Linked DNA regions of Homo sapiens: region 1 is linked to region 2. A link is a loop called in an ENCODE intact Hi-C map of the cell type or tissue named here. Cell type or tissue: ovary. All regions are shown on one strand. Links, peaks and the distances in the headings refer to the core of each region. The heading gives the core; the rest is flanking DNA.

Region 1 (9,100 bases), core at 635-8,634, 330 kb before region 2:
TGTACATTGTCTCACACACAAACATTTTCCAGGATAGACCACAGGTTACGCTGTAAAAGCTCCTCAGTAACATTTGAACAGAGATACACAAGTACAGGTGGGGCGTGGCGGCTCACACCTCTAATTCCAGCACTTTAGGAGGCCGTGATGGGAGGATCACCTGAGCACAGGAGTTTGAGACCAGCCCCGGCAACATTGTGAAACCCCATGTGTACAAAAAATACAAAAGTGAGCCAGGTGTGGTAGTGCGTGCCTGTAGACACTAATTCAGTAGGCTTAGGTCGGGGGTGGAGGTTGCAGTGAGCTGAGATCACACCACTACACTCCAGCCTGGATGACAGAGCCAGACCTTGTCTCAAAAATAACCAACCAAACAAAACACACACACACACACACACACACACACACACACACACACACACACAAATACCCAAAGTGATATAAGACTATTCTCTGTGCATAGAAGAGTATTTTGTGTGTATGTGATATTACATATATAAAAATATATCATGGCCGGGCATGGTGGCTCACATCTGTAATCCCAGCACTTTGGGAGGCTGAGGTGGATGGATCATCTGAGGTCAGGAGTTCGAGACCAGCCTGACCAACATGGAGAAACCCCATCTCTACTCTAAATACAAAAAATTAGCTAGGCTTGGTGGCACATGCAAGCAATCCCAGCTACTTGGGAGGCTGAGGCAGGAGAATCGCTTGAACCCAGGAGGCAGAGGTTGCCGTGAGCTGAGATCGTGACATTGCACTCCAGCCTGGGCAACAAGAGTGAAACTGTGTCTCAAAAAACAAACAAACAGAAAAAACAAAAAAGAAAGCTCCATATATTGTATTCTCACAGGAAGTATAATTCCTACGCATATGTGCTTGCTTTGGCAATACGCATAAAAAAATTGAAATAACAAAGATTACCATGACCCCTGCACAAAGGTGACACTCAAATTCATAATGGTACCATATTTATCTATTTAATTCTTTTTACTTTTATTTTGTTTATTTATTTACTTATTTTTGATACAGAGTCTCGCACTGTCGCCCAGGCTGGAGTGCAATGGCCCGATCTCGGCTCACTGCAACCTCCGCTTCCTGGGTTCACACGATTCTCCTGCCTCAGCCTCCCAAGTAGCTGGGACTACAGGTGCCAGCCACCATGCCCAGCTACTTTTTTGTATTTTTAGTAGAGATGGGGTTTCGCCATGTTGGCCAGGCTGGTCTCGAACTCCTGACCTTGTGATTTACCCGCCTTGCCTCCCAAAGTGCTGGGATTACAGACGTGAGCCACCCTGTCTGCCCTACTTATTTATTTTTTGAGACAGAATCTCGCTCTGTCGCCCAGGCTAGAGTGCAATGGTATGATTTCGTCTCACTGCAATCTCCTCTTCCTGGGTTCAAGAGGTTCTTCTGCCACAGCCCCCCAAGCAGCTAAGATTACAGGTGTAATTTTGTATTTTTAGTAGAGTCGAGGTTTTGCCTTGTTGGCCCAGCCAGCCTTTAACTCCTGACCTCAGGTGATCCACCTGTCTCGGCCTCCCAAAGGGCTGGGATTACAGGCATGTGCCACCACGCTCGGCCTATTTTTTATTTTTTTGAGATGGAGTCTCACTCTGTTGCCCAGGCTGGAGTGCAGTGGAACGAACTCAGCTCACTGAAAGCTCAGCCTCCTGTCTCTACTAAAAATACAAAAATTAAGGCCGGGCGCAGTGGTTCACGCCTGTAATCCCAGCACTTTTGGAGGCCAAGGCGGGTGGATCACAAGGTCAGGAGATCAAGACCATCCTGGCTAACACAGTGAAACTCTGTGTCTACTAAAAATACAAAAAATTAGCCAGGCGTGGTGGCGGGCGCCTGTAGTCCCAGCTACTCAAGAGGCAGAAGAATGGCGTGAACCTGGGAGGCGGAGGTTGCAGTGAGCTGAGAACACGCCACTGCACTCCAGCCTGGGCGACAGAGCAAGCCTCCATCTCAAAAGCAAAACAAAACAAACAAACAAAAAACTCAAAACCAAAACAGAACTACACCGTCGTCCAAGTCTGATGATAAGCAGGCTCTGCAAACTTATTACCAAGATCAGCATCAGCTTCAACGTTGCTTTTCTCACACGGTAACACTCTAAAGGGAAGTGCGTTCTTTTCTTTTAGACAACAGAAAGTTCTTCCCTTTGGAGGGTCACAGCCTGAGATCTTCTTGCTCCAGGACTCTGGGTTTTTTGGTGAAATTTTCGTTTACCAGGTTAAAATGGACAGAAAAATAAAGATGCATTCATTGTCCCTGTTTGCATGTTTTCTGGAATCCAGAATATAAACCCCTAAAAAAACCATCTCCAGTTCCTTGCTTCAAAGGCTCAGCAGGTTAGCCTTGTTCATGCAGGGGCAACCCTCCTGAGTTTTGTCTCCAGAAAGAAAAATCAATGCCGACTAGACATACCTTATATTTCACCAAGAGAATAGGGCAGGATTTCTAGAGAACAGCAATGGATTTTGAGCCAAGTGTTCACTCGAGTTCCAGCACAGGGACACACAGTCCCGATGGGAGCATCCAAAATGGAATCTAAAATGTTGAAAATGTACATTGTTATATACACAAACATCCTCCAGGATAGACCACAGACTAGGATGTAAAAGCTCCTCAATACAATTTGAGCAGAAACAAACAAGTACGGGTGTGGCACGGTGGCTCACACCATTAATCACAGCAGTTTAGGAGGCCGAGGTGGGAGGACCACTTGAGCTCAGGGGTTCAAGACCAGCCTGGGCAACATGGTGAAACCTCATCTGTACAAAAAATGCAAAAGTTAGCCAGGTGTGGGGGTGCATGCCTGGAGACAGGTATTCAGGAGGCTGACATGGGAGGTGGAGGTTGCGGTGAGCTGAGATCACACCACTGCACTACAGCCTGGGCAACAGAGTGAGACTGTCTCAACAACAAACAAATAAATCAATTAAAAAAATGCAAAAATTAGCCGGGCGTGGTGGCACATGCCTGTAACCCTGCTCGGGAGGCTGAGGCCAGAGAATTGCTTGAACCCAGGAGACAGAGATTGCAGTGAGCCAAGTTCCTGCCACTGAACTCCAGCCAGGGTAACAGAGTGAGACTCTGTTTCAAAAAGAGGACCACTTGAGCCCAAGAGATCTAGGTTGGATGTGCCACTGCACTCCAGCCTGGGCAACAGAGACACCCTGTCTCAGATAAAAAACAAAACAAAAACAAAACCCCACCATCATCCACGTCTGACCATAAGCATGCTCTGCAAATGTATTACCAAGATCAGCGTCAACTTCAATGCTGCTTTTCTCAAACCGTAACCCTCTGAAAGAAAGCACTTTCTGGGCGGGCGTGGTGGCTCACGCCTGTAATCCCAGCACTTTGGGAGGCCGAGGCGGGTGGATCATGAGGTCAGGAGATCGAGACCATCCTGCCTAACAAGATGAAACCCCGTCTCTACTAAAAATACAAAAAATTAGCCGGGCTTGGTGGCGGGCGCCTGTAGTCCCAGCTACACAGGAGGCTGAGGCAGGAGAATGGCATGAACCCGGGAGGCGGAGCTTGCAGTGAGCCAAGATCACGCCACTGCATTCCAGCCTGGGCGACAGAGCGAGACATTGTCTCAAAAAAAAAAAAAAAAAAAAAAAAGGACTTTCTTTTCTTTAAGACAACAGAAAGTGCTTCTTACCTCTAGATGGCCACAGCCTGAGAGCCTGAGATCTTGCTCCAACACCGTGGATTTTTTGTTGGAATTCTCCTGACCAGGTCAAAATGGGCACCAAAATAAAGATGCATTTATGGGTCCTGTTTGCATGTTTCCTGGAATCCAGAATATAAACCCTTAGAAGGACCATCTCCAGTTCCTTGCTTCAGAGAATCAGCAGGTTAGCCTTGTTTATCATAGCACAATCCTCCTGAGTTTTGTCTCTGGAAAGAAGAAGCAATGCCTACTAGAAATACATTATATTTAACCAAGAGAAACGGGCAGGATTTCTGTGGGTGGCAAGCCACCCAGGTGCCGAGGCAAGAGACCGAAGGCACAAGCTGTTCCGGTATAATAAAGAAACTCACCACAAGCCGTTCCAGTATAACAAAGAAAATATATAGAATAAGACTAGTTATACTAGAAATAGATTATAGATATGATTATATATGAATATTATTAATCATTAGTTTGTAGCATTACTCTTTATTCCAATATTATAATAATCTTTGTTCTACAATCATAACCTAGGGAAAACCAGGCCATACAGAGATAGGAGCTGAAGGGACACGGTGAGAAGCGACCAGAAGACAAGAGCGTGAGCCCTCTGTCATGCCCGGACACGGCCACTAGAGGGCTCCCTGGTCCAGCGGTAACACCAGGGGGAAGGCACCCGTCACTTAGCACAGCGGTAGCGCCAGTGCCTGGGAAGGACCCCCTTACCTTCCCAAACCCGGAGAGGGAGTCTCCCTTTCTCCAGGGGAGTTAGAGAAGACTCTGCTCCACCACCTCTTGTGGAAAGCCTGACATCAGTCAAGCCCGCCCGCAGCCGTCTGGTGGCCTAAACGTCTCCCTGTGATGCTGTGCTTCAGCGGTCACGCTCCTGGTCCACTTTCACGTTCCGCTCTGCACACCTGGCTCCGCCTTCTAGATAACGGTAGCAGAATAAGTGAAAGTATTAAAGTCTTTGATCTCTCCGAGAAATACATAGAAGAAATAATGACGTAAGCTGTCCCCAATCTCTCTCCGCCTAAGCTACCAAATAGGGAAGGGGCCCCCTGTCCGGTGGACACGTGACTCGCGTCATCTTACCTATCATTAGAGAAGACTCACACTTCTTACCCTGCCCTTTTGCCTCGTATACAATAAATAACGGCGCGGCCACGCATTCGGGGCCACTACCGGTCTCCACGTCTTGGTGGTAGTGGTCCCCCAGGCCCAGCTGCCTTTTCTTCTCTCTCTTTGTCTTGTGTCTTTATTTCTACAATCTCTCCTATCTGCTCACGAAGAGAAAAACCCACAGGCCCAGTAGGGCTGGACCCTACAGATCTCTAGAGAACAGCAGTGGATTTTGAGCCAAGTGTTCACTCGAGTTCCAGCACAGGGACACACAGTCCCGATGGGAGCATCCAAAACGGAATCTACGATGGTGAAGAATATACATTGTCGCACACACAAACATTCTCCAGGATAGACCACAGGCTGGGCGGTAAAAACTCCTCAATAAAATTTGAATAGAAATACACAAGTATGGCTGGGGTGCGGTGGCTCACACCTCTAATCCCAGCACTTTAGGGGCTGAGGCGGGAGGATCACCTGAGCTCAGGAGTTAGAGGCCAGCCCCGGCAACATGGTGTAACCCCATATGTACAAAAAATACAAAAGTTAGCCAGGTGTGCTGGTGCATGCCTGTAGACACTAATTCAGCAGGTTTAGGTGGGGGGCGGAGGTTGCAGTGAGTTGAGATCACACCACTACACTCCAGCCTGGGCGATAGAGCCAGACCTTGTCTCAGAAATAACCAAACAAACACACACACACACACACACACACACACACACACACACACAGAAACAAAGAAAAATACCCAAGGTGATATCAGGGTATTCTCTGTATTTAAACAGTATTTTGTGTGTATACGATTATATTATATATATGATGAAATACACATCATATTTTTGAGACCCTGTCTCAAAGAATGTTCCATATATTATATGCTCACAGGAAGGATAATTCCTACATGAGTGCTTGCTTTGGCAGTGCACATAAAAAAAATTGGAATGACAGAGATTACCCTGGCCCCTGCACAAAGGTGACATCCAAATTAATGATGTTCCTGTATTTATGTATTTATTTTTATTTATTGATTTTATGTCATTTTTATTATTTATTTATTTTTGAGACACAATCTTGCTCTGTGGCCCAGGCTGAAGTGCAATGGTGTGATTTCAGCTCACTGAAATCTCCTCCTCCTGGGTTCAAGCTATTCTCCTGCCTCAGCCTCTGGGTAGCCGGAATTACAGATGTGTACCACTGCACCCAGATAATTTTTGTATTTTTAGTAGAGACGAGGTTTTGCCATGTTGGCCCTGTTGGTCTTGAACTCCTGACCTCAGGTAATTCCTGTCTTGGCCTCCCGAAATGCTGGGATTACAGATGTGCACTACCACACCCCGCCTTTTTTTTTTTTTTTTTTTTTTTGAGACGGAGTCTTGCTCTGTCACCCAGGCTGGAGTGCAGTGGTGCGATCTCAGCTAACTGCAAGCTCCGCCTCCCGGGCTCAGGCCATTCTCCTGCCTCAGCCTTCTGAGTAGCTAGGAGTACAGGCGCACACCATCACGTCTGGCTAATTTTTTTTTTTTTTTTGTATTTTTACTAGAGACAGGGTTTCACCGTGTTAGCCAGGATGGTCTCAGTCTCCTGACCTTGTGATCCACCCACCTCGGCCTCCCAAAGTGCTGGGATTACAGGCGTGAGCCACCGCGCCCGGCCCACACCCAGCCTATTTTTTACTTTTTTGAGACTGAGTCTCACTCTGTTGCCCAGGCTGGAGTGCAGTGGCTCAATCTCAGCTCACTGAAAGCTCAGCCTCCTGGCTTCAAGTGATTCTCCTGCCTCAGCCTCCTGAGTAGCTGGGATTGCAGGGGTGCACCACCACCCCGTCTGGCTAATATCTATATTTTTAGTTCAGACGAGGTTTCATCATGTTGGCGAGGCTGGTCTCAAACAACTGACCTCAGGTGATCCTCCTATCTCAGCCTCCCAAAGTGCTGGAATTACAGGCGGGAGCCACCGTACCCAGACTAGTCCCATCATTAAAATTAGGGAAAAAACAAAGATGCCCACACCTGAACAGCAAATCATTTGTTGTTCAAGGACATCTCAGATACATTGTTTGTCTAAAATACAAGTTTAACTGAGGGCCCGGTGTGAACCAAATAATGGTTCTTACATTCTTCTTGTCTGTGCATGGGTTAATATTCACATGTAGTCCCATCTAGCAAGGACTGCGGGGGGCAGAGGCAGGAGGATCTAAGCCCACTTTAGCCAGGGTGGCATAGTGAGACCCCCGTCTCATGCATTTATTTCCTGGTCACGCACCCAAGATTTCAGCTTCATTTCCCCAATAAACACTGAAGCCCCATGCACTCCACCTCCGTGCTCTTGCTCATCCCATCTGCAGGGACACTGAGGTCCCTTCAACTCCACCTGACCCCACGTGAGGTTCTATACCAGTGCCAGAAAAATTTCGATAAAGTAAGAGGTGTTGATGGCCACGCACCATGGCTCATGCCTTTGGGAGGCCGAGGCGAGCAGCTCACGTGAGTTCAGAGGTTTGAGACCAGCCTGGTCAACATGGTGAAACCCCGTCTTTACTTGAAAAAAAAAAAAAAAAAAAAAAAATTCAGGCCGGGCATGTTGGCTCACACCTGTAATCCCAGCACTTTGGGAGACTGAGGCAGGTGAATCATTTGAGGTCAGGAGTTCGAGACCAGCCTGACCAACATGGGGAAGCCCCATATCTACTAAAAATACAAAATTAGCCAGGTGTGGTGGCACATGCCTGTAATCCTAGCTACTCAGGAGGCTGAGGCAGGAGAATCACTTGAACCCAGGAGGCTGAGGTTGTATGGGCCGAGATCATGTCATTGCCCTCCAGCCTGGGCAACAAGAGTGAAACTCCATCTCTCTCTCTCTCTTTCTCTCTAACACACATACACACACATACGCACACATTCGAAAAGCAGTCAGGCGTGGTGGTAAGCGCCTGTAATTCCAGCTACTCAGGAGGCTGAGGCAGGAGAATTGCTTGAACCTGAGAGACAGAGGTTGGAGTCAGCCGGGATCGTGCCATGGCCCTCCAGACTTGGCAACAGCAAGACTCCACCTAAAAAATAAATAAATGAATGAATAAAAAAGAAAAATACAAATATTAGCTGGGCATGATGTCAGGTGCCTGTAATCCCAGGAAGCTGAGGCAGGAGAATCACTTGAACCCAGGAGGTGGAGGGTGCAGTGAGCTGAGATTGCACCACTGCACTCCAGCCTGAGTCACAGAGCAAGACTCTGTCCCAAAAAGGACCATTTGAGCCCAAGAGACCTAGGTTGGAAGTGCCTCTGTACTCCAGCCTGGGCCACAGAGACCCTGTCTTAGAAAACAAAAAAAACCCAGAACCCCAACATCATCCAAGTCTGATGATAAGCATGCAAATATATTACCAACATCAGCATCAACTTCAACACTGCTTTTCCCAAACAGTAACTCTAAAGGGAAGCACTTTGTTTTTTCTCAGACAACAAACAGAAAGTGCTTCCTCTAGAGGGTCACAGCATGGGATCTTCTTGCTCCAGCACTCTGGGTTTCTTGTTGGAATTTTCCTTGACCAGGTTAAAATACACACAAAATAAAGATGCATTTATTGGCCCTGTTTGCATATTTTCTGGAATCCAGAACATAAACCCCTAAAAGGACCATCTCCAGTTCCTTGCTTCAAAGGCTCAGCAGGTTAGCCTTGTTCACCAAGGGGCAACCCTCCTGAGTTTTGTCCCCAAAGAGAAAAAGCAAAGCCTACTACACATACCTTATATTTAACCAAGAGATTAGGGCAGAATTTCCAGAGAACAGCAATGGATTTTGAGCCAAGTGTTCAGCTGAGTTCCAGGACAGGGGCACACAGTCCCGATGGAAGCATCCAAAATGGAATCTACAATGTTGAAGAATATACATTGTCTCACACACAAACATCCTCCAAGATAGACCACAGTCTAGGCTGACTCTACAGGACCATTTGAGATTAGGGGTGATGGCTCACAGCTGTAATCCCAGTACTTTGGGAGGCCAAGGCTGGTGGATCACCTGAGGTCAGGAGTTTGAGACCAGCCTGCCCAACATGGTGAAACCCCATCTCTACTGAAAACACAAAAATTAGCTGGGTGGGGTGGTAGGCACCTGTAATTCCAGCTATCTGGGAGGCTGAGGCAGGAGAATCACTTGAACCCGGGAGGCCGAGGTTGCGGTGAGCCGAGATCGCGCTATTGCCCTCCAGCCTGGGCAACAAGAGCGAAACTCCGCCTCAAAAAAAAAAAACAAAAAAACAATAATAATTAGCAAGACCTGATGGC
Region 2 (9,100 bases), core at 293-8,292:
AGTACAGATGGGTTTTGCCATGTCGGGCAGGCTGGTCTCCAACTCCTGACCTCAGGTGATCCACCGCCCCCCCCACCATTGGCCTCCCAAAGTGTTAGGATTACGGGCATGAGCCCCGATGCCCGGCCATATCTGGACTTCTTATATACCTCCTTCTATTCCATACTCTACCTGTCAAAGTGAAGTATAAAACAGTCACCTCACCCATCCTTCTGTCTGGATGGTGAGCTCAGTGTGCTGGTCATGCCAGTCAGTATTATATGAGAGGGCAGCAGCCAGGCTGCTAGATATGGGATTGTGGTTCTGTGTACTCACCTGCTGTCACAACCGCAATGATCATTTTACCTGTCACAGCTATGACAGTGCAGTCCTAGGATGCTACTATATTTTTATTTATTTATTTAGAGATGGAGTCTCACTCTGTCACCCAGGCTGGAATGCAGTGGCCCGAATAGCTGGGACTACAGGCACCCGCCACCACGCCCGGCTAATTTTTTCTATTTTCAGTAGAGAAGGGGTTTCACCATGTTAGCCAGGATGGTCTCGATCTCCTGACCCGTGATCCTCCCGCCTTGGCCTCCCAAAGTGCTGGGATTACAGGCGTGAGCCACCGTGCCCAGCCAGGACGCTATTATATTTTTAAAACTTTTATTTCCCTGTTATAATTACCAAGAAAACATGTACTAATTCGCGGGTAGCATCTCCAAAGGGATTTTGGAGTGTCTGGGGAGATTCTTTCTTCTCCTTGATCCCTGGAGGCAGAGAGGGTCTCACAAGAAGGAAGCAGGAAATACTGAGCTCTGGTACATCAGGGACTGAACGCACACTACGTATGTCTCAGTGGATTCTCTGCCTCCCTGAGAAGTCTTTCCACCCAAAGTAGATTTCCTTATAATATTTAGACCTTTGATCTTTTAAGTTATATGCAGATAAATGGAATCAGGCAAAGTACCTAAGAAGGATTTTGAAAGACATGAAAGGAAGTAAAAGGAAGAACATGAAGCCGTTAGTTTACATTAGAAATTTTTGAATTCCCACTCTGCTTTCCACAAAATAGACCTAAAGAGAGATATATCCTTCGACCCAGCAATCTCATTACAGGATATATGCCTAAAGGAATATAAATTGTTCTATTGTAAAGACGCATGCACGTGTATGTTCGTTGCAGCACTATTCACAATAGCAAACATGAAGTCAACCAAAATGCCCATCACCCATGGACTGGATAAAGAAAATGTGGTACCTATACACCATGGAATACTATGCAGCCATAAAAAAGAACGAGATCATGTCCTTTGCAGGGACATGGATGGAGCTGGAGGCCATTTTCCTTAGCAAAGTAACACAGGAACACAAACCCAAATGCCACATGTTCTCACTTATAAGAGGGAGGTAAATGATGAGAAGACAGATACATAGAGGGGAACAACACACACTGGGGCCTATTGGAGGGCATAGGGTGGGAGAAGGGAGAGGATCAGGAAATATGATTAGTGGGCACTAGAATTTATATCCTGGTGATGAAGTGATCTGTACAACAAACTCCCATGACACACGTTTACCTATGTAACAGACCTGCACATGTACCCCTGAACTTAAAAGTCTTTTAAAAATGAAAGAAACCTGGTCGGGCATAGTGGCTCACGTCTGTAATCCTAGCACTTTGGGAGGCCTAGGTAGGCAGATCACCTGAGGTCAAGAGTTAGGGACCGGCCTGGCCAACATGGTGAAACCTCGTCTCTACCAAAAAGACAAAAATTAGCTGGACGTGGTGGTGCGCGCCTGTAATCCCAGCTACCTGGAAGGCTGAGAGAGGAGAATTGCTCAAACCTGCGAGGCAGAGGTTGCAGTGAGCTGAGATCACAACACTGCTCCCCAGCCTGGGCTACAGAGCGAGACTTGGTCTCAGAAAAAAAAAAAAGAAAAGAAATCAATGGACACGTGAGCACAACTGAATACCAAATAATATAGAAATTTCATAGAAACGTAGAGTTTACCAATATTTAAATATATATTACTATATAATTATATTGATGTATAGTTAATTATATTGATGTATAGTTATATAACTATGTAAAATAGAGTATTACAAATACAGTTTATCAATATATAGTATACAAATTTCTCTTAACCGAAATATCCCAGACGGTAATAATTTTCTAGCTAGATTGACAAATTATTTTCTCAGTGCAAAAAGGTTTACTGGTCCTATAATGTTGTAGGCAGGTCTCCAACTCCTGGTGCTAATCTTGTTTATGTTACCTGCAAAAAGGAATTTGTCTGGTAATTTATTAATTAATGAAGGCTACTAGTCATTTGAATTTTATTTTATTTTTTGAGACTGAGTTTCGCTCTGTCGGCCAGGTGGGAGTACATTGGTGCGATCTCGGCTCACTGCATCCTCTGCCTCTTGCGTTCAAGCGATCCTCCTACCTCAGCCTCCTGAGTAGGTGGGACTAAAGGCACCCGCTACCATGCCTGGCCTCATTTGACTTTGAAAGAAAAAACTGTGTGTAATGCCAGCATTTTGAAAGGCCGAGGTGGGTGGATCACTTGAGGTCAGGAGTTCAAGACCAGCCTGGCCAACATGGTGAAACCCCATCTCTACTAAAAATATAAAAATTAGCCAGCACGGTGGTGCACGCCTGTAATCCCAGCTACTCGGGGGGCTGAGGCAGGAGAATCACTTTAACCTGGGAGGCAGAGGTTGCAGTGAGCAGAGAAGGCACCACTGCACTGCAGCCTGGTTGACAGAGCCAGACTCAGTCTCAAAAACAAAAAACAAAAAACAAAACAAAACAAAAGAAAGTTATCTTGGATTATCTGGGTGGGTCCTATGTGTCCTTGAAGCAGAAATATATGTCAGAGAGATGCAATAGTGGAGGAAGTCAGGACTCAGGAGCACGAGAGTAATTTCACATGCTGTATTTTGAAAATATGGGGACCAGGAGAAAGAAATGAATTCTGACAACAATCTGAATGAGCTTAGAAGAGAATTCTGCCCCCACAGTCTCAAGAGTCGATCCCATGGCTTTGACCTTGATTTTGGCCTGGTGAGACTAGACAGAGTACCCAGAAAAACCTGACACATTTTTCATCTGTGAACTGTGAGAAAATAAATGAGTGCTGTAGTAAACTGCTGGCTATACTGTGGTAATTCATTAGAAAGTTAATACACACCTCAACAAACGTAATAAAATATTTAAACACTAAAATAAAAAGTAGTCATTTATATCTACACATAATTTTCACCAGTTTGAGGTGTATCCTTCTGCCTACACAATTTCATAGAATATCTAAAATTGCATCTGAAATCACATACAACATATATATGTATATACACACCATTCAGATATTCTGTTCACTATTAAATATTTAAATATATATTTGCAGAGTTACATTTCTGTCTAATTCAATAGCTTTCACCAATCAGTGATGTTTTCTTTTTCTTTTTCTTTTCTTTTTTTTTTTCGAGATGGAGTTTCACTCTTGTTGCCCAGGCTGGAGTGCAATGGCGTGATTTCCGCTTACCCCAACCTCTGCCAACTGGCTTCAAGTGATTCTCCTGCCTCAGCCTCTGGAGAAGCTGGGATTACAGGCATGTGCCACCATGCCAGGCTAATTTTGTACTTTTAGTAGAGACAAGTTTCACCATGTTGGTCAGGCTGGTCTCAAACTCCCGACCTCAGGTGATCTGCCTGCCTCAACCTCCCAAAGTGCTGGGATTACAGGTGTAAGCCACCGTGCGTGGCCAATCAGTGATGTTTTCATAACAGTTGCAATAGATCTACGCATTTTTTAAAATGCCACATCAGATTCCATGGTGACTGTGAATAAACCATGTCATTGCAGCACTCCCTGTTTACACATTGACAGAGCTGAGTGTGTCCATCTGTGCCCTGCCAGAGCACACATCACACCATGTGGATCACACTGATTGAGCACCTGTGGTGACCTGTGTGGTCCTTGGATAGAGGATTATTGGACCATGGCGACTGCACATTCTCCCCAAGACAGACAACTGATAACAGACCTTAGAATAGCCATAAAATGCCACATCCCAACAAATGCGCACCCAGGTAACTCCACCCAGTACTGCCTTCTCTAGGCCCCTGTCATCCCGTAGAAGGCCAGAAAAGAATGGGATTTGCAAGAAAGTCTATAAGGTAGTTTTCACTGGGAGCCCGCAGTTTGTGGAGGGAAATGGGAACTGCTTTATATGGGCTTTTCCCCGGGGGGGGGGGGGGGGGGGGTGTGTGTGTGTGTGTGTGTGTGTGTGTGTGTGTGTGTGTGTGTGTGTGTGTGTGGTGGGGAGGGTCAGTCCATCCTATATCCCCACTGCTGTAGGAAAATGTGGGGGCATCTCTGGGAAGGCACCCGAAGACAGAGTAGAAACTCACATATTGCTCTCCATGTAGCAACTTATCATACCTGGTTCTCCCCTGTGGCAAAGGATTTTTATATCATACCATGTTTGCTGCAAGTTTCTTTTTTTTTTTTTTGAGATGGAGTCTCACTCTGTCGTCCAGGTTGGAGTGCAGTAGCGCGATCTCGGCTCACTGCAACTTCCGCCTCCTGGGTTCAAGCGATTCTCCTGCCTCACCCTCCCGAGTAGCTGGGATGACAGGCATGTGCCACCATGCCTTGCCAAGTTTTGTGTTTTTAGTAGAGACGGGATATCTCCATGTTAGTCAGGCTGGTCTCAAAGTCCCAACCTCAGGTGATCCGCCCGCCTCAGCCTCCCAACGTGGTGGGATTAGCGGCATGAGCCACCGTGCCCGGCCTCTATGTAGCTTTTTTTTTTTTTTTTTTGTCTTTCTAGCTATCTTGTTTAAGAATAAAATGGAAGGCAGGTTTGTCTGCTGCAGTTCCCAGCTTGACTTTTCTCTTTGGCTTAGTAATTTTTATTTTCCTTTCACAAGCTTGTGACAGACATAATGCTTTGACACACTGACATTGTTTTATGTAGATTTTTCCAATATAGTAAAGTCCAAGGGTCTGTCGTGAACTGGGTTACAGGAGACGAGAAGATTCCCAGGAGACTCCTGGTCTCAGCCAATCCTCTCACCTCAGCCTCCCAAAGTGCAAGGATCACAGGTGTGATCCACTGACCCAGTGGAGTTAAAAAAAAAAAAAAAAAAACCTAAAAAGCAATACAGAAACTAAGGTACTCTATGCAATTACATCATTTGACTTTTTTTTTAAATGAAAAGCCTCACATATTTATTACTGAACCCAGCCAACCAACATGTTCCTAACAGATTCAGAGAGAAAAAATATATTCCCAATAAAACATGTCCAACTCTCCAGATAGTGGTGACATTTTCAGCTTGATATGGTAACATGATTGTAATGCTCAGACAGCATAAATATGTGTGCCATCTCACGTGCAATTCCTTATAGACCCAGCTTGATTCTTCTCCAATGTCTCCTTTTAAAGTTGTACCTGATTTTATTACCAGTTTTGATCTGAATCCACTGGGGAATGGAACGGTTTTGCTTTTGTTTCTTGGCCAGGAATCGCTTAATCCTGAAAGTCTTATAAGAAGATCTGGTGAGAGGCAGAGTCAAGTACACACCACAAGGGGAGAGAGGAAGAGAAGAGGCTTGACATCTTTTTTTTTTTCTTTTTGAGACAAAGTTTCGCTCTTGTTGCGCAGGCTGGAGTGCAATGGCGCCATCTCGGCTCACTGCAACCTCTGCCTCTGAGGTTCAAGTGATTCTCTGGCTTCAGCCTTCCCAGTAACTGGGATTACTGGCATCTGCCACCATACCCAGTTAATTTTTGTATTTTTAGTAGAGACGGGGTTTCACCATGTTAACCAGCCTGTTCTCGAACTCCTGACTACTATTTCTGCTGTTACCTGTCAGTCCTCTTCATTGCGGCACAAACAAGGTTAATTTTTTTTTGTAAAACTGATGTGGGCCAGGTGCAGTGGCTCATGCCTGTAATCCCAGCACTTTGGGAGGCCGAGGCGGGTGGATCACGAGGTCACGAGTTCAAGACCAGCCTGGCCAATATGGTGAAACCCCATCTCTACTAAAAATACAAAAATTAGCAGGGTGTGGTGACACTGCATCTGATCTCATCATAAATTTGATGTTTCTTTTTGTTTCAATTTTAGCAGAATTTATTTTACTTTGATAGAGTCTCTTTTCAAACTTATGTCTTATCCTTCTGAGTGCCTTCAACTACAGCCTGTTCAGACATGTTATAACAGACTTGTACCAGTTTAATTTGGTGCAAAAACTGTGAAATTCATGCACAATTTTCTCATAATATGTATTTTTCCATGAACTTCATCAAGATCCCTTGTACTAGAAAACTGTATTCAAGAGGATGTAAAAAGGATTGTAGATATTCAAGTGCCACTTATTTCTGGGATGCAAGGATGGTTCAACATATTCAAGCAAATCAATGTGATATGCCACTTGAACAGAATGAAAGATGAAAACCACATCATCTTAATAGAGGGAGAAAAAGCATTTCACAAAATTCAAAATCCAGTCATCATAGAAATCCTAAACAAAATAGATAGAAAGGAAATTTACCTAAACAATAGAAAGACCATCCATGAAATGACCAATGAGTGAATAATCAAGTAGGGAAAATGGAATGCCTTTCCTGGAGGATCTCACATGATGCAAGAGTGCTCTCACCCCTTCTATTCAATCAATACTGGCTGTCCTAGCTAGAGCAATTAAATAGCAGAAGAAATCAAACTCATCGAAATCAGAAAGAAAGAAGTAAAATTATATTTGTTTGTAGACGACATGATCTTCTGTGCAGAAAATCACAAAGAGTCAACCAAAATACTACTGGAACTAAGTAACATATTCAGTGGATTTGCACAATACAGTATCAGCACCAAAAATTAGTTGAATTTCCATACTTTTAACAACAAACAACTTTAAAAGAAAATTTTAAAACACTTCCATTGGCTGGAGAACTTAAAGTAAGAAATACTTAGAAATAAACGTAAAAAGGTCAGAGGTTTTTACCTTGAAATCTACAAACATTGATCAAAATGATTAGAAACATAGAGCTACAACCCATACTTATGGTTTGGAAAAATTAATATTGTTAAATGATTATATAACCCAATGTGATTTAGATTCAACACGGTACCCATAAAAATCCTTATCACTGGGGCTGGGCGCAGTGGCTCACGCCTGTAATCCCAGCACTTTGGGAGGCCGAGGTGGGTGGATCATCTGAGGCTGGGAGTTCAAGACCAGCCTAACCAACATGGAGAAACCCCATCTCTACTAAAAATACAAAATTAGCTGGGCGTGGTGGCTCATGCCTGTAATCCTAGCTACTCTGGAGGCTGAGGCAGGAGAATTGCTTGAACCTGGGAGGCGGAGGTTGTAGTGAGCTGGGATCGCTCCATTGCAGTCCAGCCTGGGCAACAAGAGTGAAACTCCATCTCAAAAAAAAAAAAAAAAATCCCTATCAGTTTTTGTTAAAGAAACAAAAAACAGGCTGGGAAAATGGCTCACGTCTGTTGGCCAGGCTGACCTCAAACTCCTGAACTCAAGTGATCTACCGGTGCTGGCCTCCCAAAGCGCTCAGATTACAGGTGTGAGCCACTGTGCCTGGCCCAGTCCTCTTAACATAAACACTTTAATGTCAATTAAGGCTTCAACTCAATGTTAAGTCAAACTCAAGTCAATGCTGAACTGACTCTAGTGTCAATTAATGCTTGATGGTTTGCTATACACATTGTATTTGGAACAACTATCTCCAAAATGAATTTTCTGATATCCTGCAAGGAGTGAGCTCAGACTGAAGACTTTGGCACACTGATGACATTTATAAGATTTCTGTCCAGTATGCATTCTCTGATGTCTAGTGAGGTGTGAATGTGAATTAAAGGCTTTGCCGCAATCATCACACTTGTGAGGTTTCTCTCCTGTATGAATTCTCCTATGTTTTGCATAGAATGAAGCTTGACTGAGACCTTGTCACAATCATGACATTTGTAAGGTTTCTCTCCAGTACGAGTTCGCCGATGAACTGCAAGTTATGAACAATGTCTGAAAAATTTGCCAAATTTATTAAACTAGTATGATCTCTCTTCATTATGGATTCTCCAATGATTCGCAATGGTTGTAGTGTAACTGAAGACTTTGTGACAATCATTACATAAGTAAAGTTTCCCTACACCATGGATTGCCTGATGGTAAACAAGTGTTGACTGCCCACTAAAGACCTGTCACATTCATTATACTTGTAAGCTTTCTCTCCAATGTGAATTCTAGGATGTTGTGCCAGGTGCGAATTATGCCTGAAAGCCTTGTCACAAACTCTTACATTTTTATGCTATCTCTCCAGTAGGAATTCTCCTGTGTCTTTCAAGGTTTGAGTGTGACTGAAAACTTGGTGACATTCTTCACATATGTAAGCTTTCTCTCCAGTATGAATTCTCCTGTCTTTGGAGGCTTGATTTGCGACTGTAAACTTTGTCACATGCTTCACATTTGTAACGTTTATCTCCAGTATGAATTCTATGATGATGTGCAAGCTTTGCTTTTTGATTTAAAACCTTGCCACGTTCATTACACTGCTAAGGTTTCTCTCTAGTATGAATTCTATGACTATCAAGGTTTGATTTGAATCTGAAAGCTTCATCACATTCTTCACATTTGTAAGGTTTCTAATACGACTTCACCCATGAACTGCAAAGGTATGAAGGATGTCTGAAAAATTTTCTGCATTTATTCTGCATTTATCACACTTGTAGGATCTCTCTTCATTATGGATTCTCCAATGATTTGCAATAGTTGTAGCATTACTCAAGACTTGGTGACAATCATTACATTTGTAAAATGCTGACTGCCCATGAAAGGTTTTTCTACACTCATTATCCTTGTAAGGTACCTCTCCAGTATGAAGTCTACGATGGTGCGTAAGGTATGACTTCAGACTAAAGGTCTTGCCACACTCACTACACTTTTAAGGTATCTCTCCAGTATGAAGTCTATGATGGCATGTAAGGTATGAGTTCTGACTAAAGGTCTTGCCACACTCATTACATTTGTAAGGTATCCTCCAGTATGAAGTCTACGATGGCGTGTAAGGTATGAGTTCTGACTA

Evidence for each region. Hi-C counts contacts between places; a loop is a spot of excess contacts. Peaks named below come from ENCODE experiments on the same cell type or tissue, not always from the same donor. Only the 100,000 strongest peaks of a DNase experiment are listed, where the experiment ranks them.
Region 1: a loop joins it to region 2, with 4 times the contacts of the local background. A loop is called at or near these places in 48 of 110 quality-filtered maps.

What each region holds. Positions count from the first base shown.
Region 1 is chr19:53,741,727-53,750,826 of GRCh38, reverse strand. MIR520H (microRNA 520h) reads right to left here and starts at 8,315; the gene lies at 8,228-8,315. MIR521-1 (microRNA 521-1) reads right to left here and starts at 2,191; the gene lies at 2,105-2,191. LOC124904765 (a long non-coding RNA gene) reads right to left here. Exons shown (of 6, transcript XR_007067334.1): 2 at 8,560-8,682; 3 at 4,421-4,624; 4 at 3,683-3,921; 5 at 2,437-2,559. It also overlaps the pseudogene RNU6-982P and the pseudogene RNU6-751P. RefSeq lists an enhancer at 3,027-3,625 and a silencer at 4,684-4,896. In ovary, for the core only: no CTCF peak of the experiment used is centred there; a DNase peak (open chromatin) is centred at 4,346.
Region 2 is chr19:53,409,643-53,418,742 of GRCh38, reverse strand. The region is part of intron 3 of ZNF765-ZNF761 (ZNF765-ZNF761 readthrough); the gene reads right to left. It overlaps ZNF765 (zinc finger protein 765), which reads right to left. Exons shown (of 4, transcript NM_001040185.3): 4 at 6,734-9,100. It also overlaps the pseudogene LOC124904793 and the pseudogene RPL39P36. Among named protein-coding and RNA genes, the nearest start is that of ZNF761, 18 kb to the left of the region's middle. In ovary, for the core only: no CTCF peak of the experiment used is centred there; no DNase peak of the experiment used is centred there.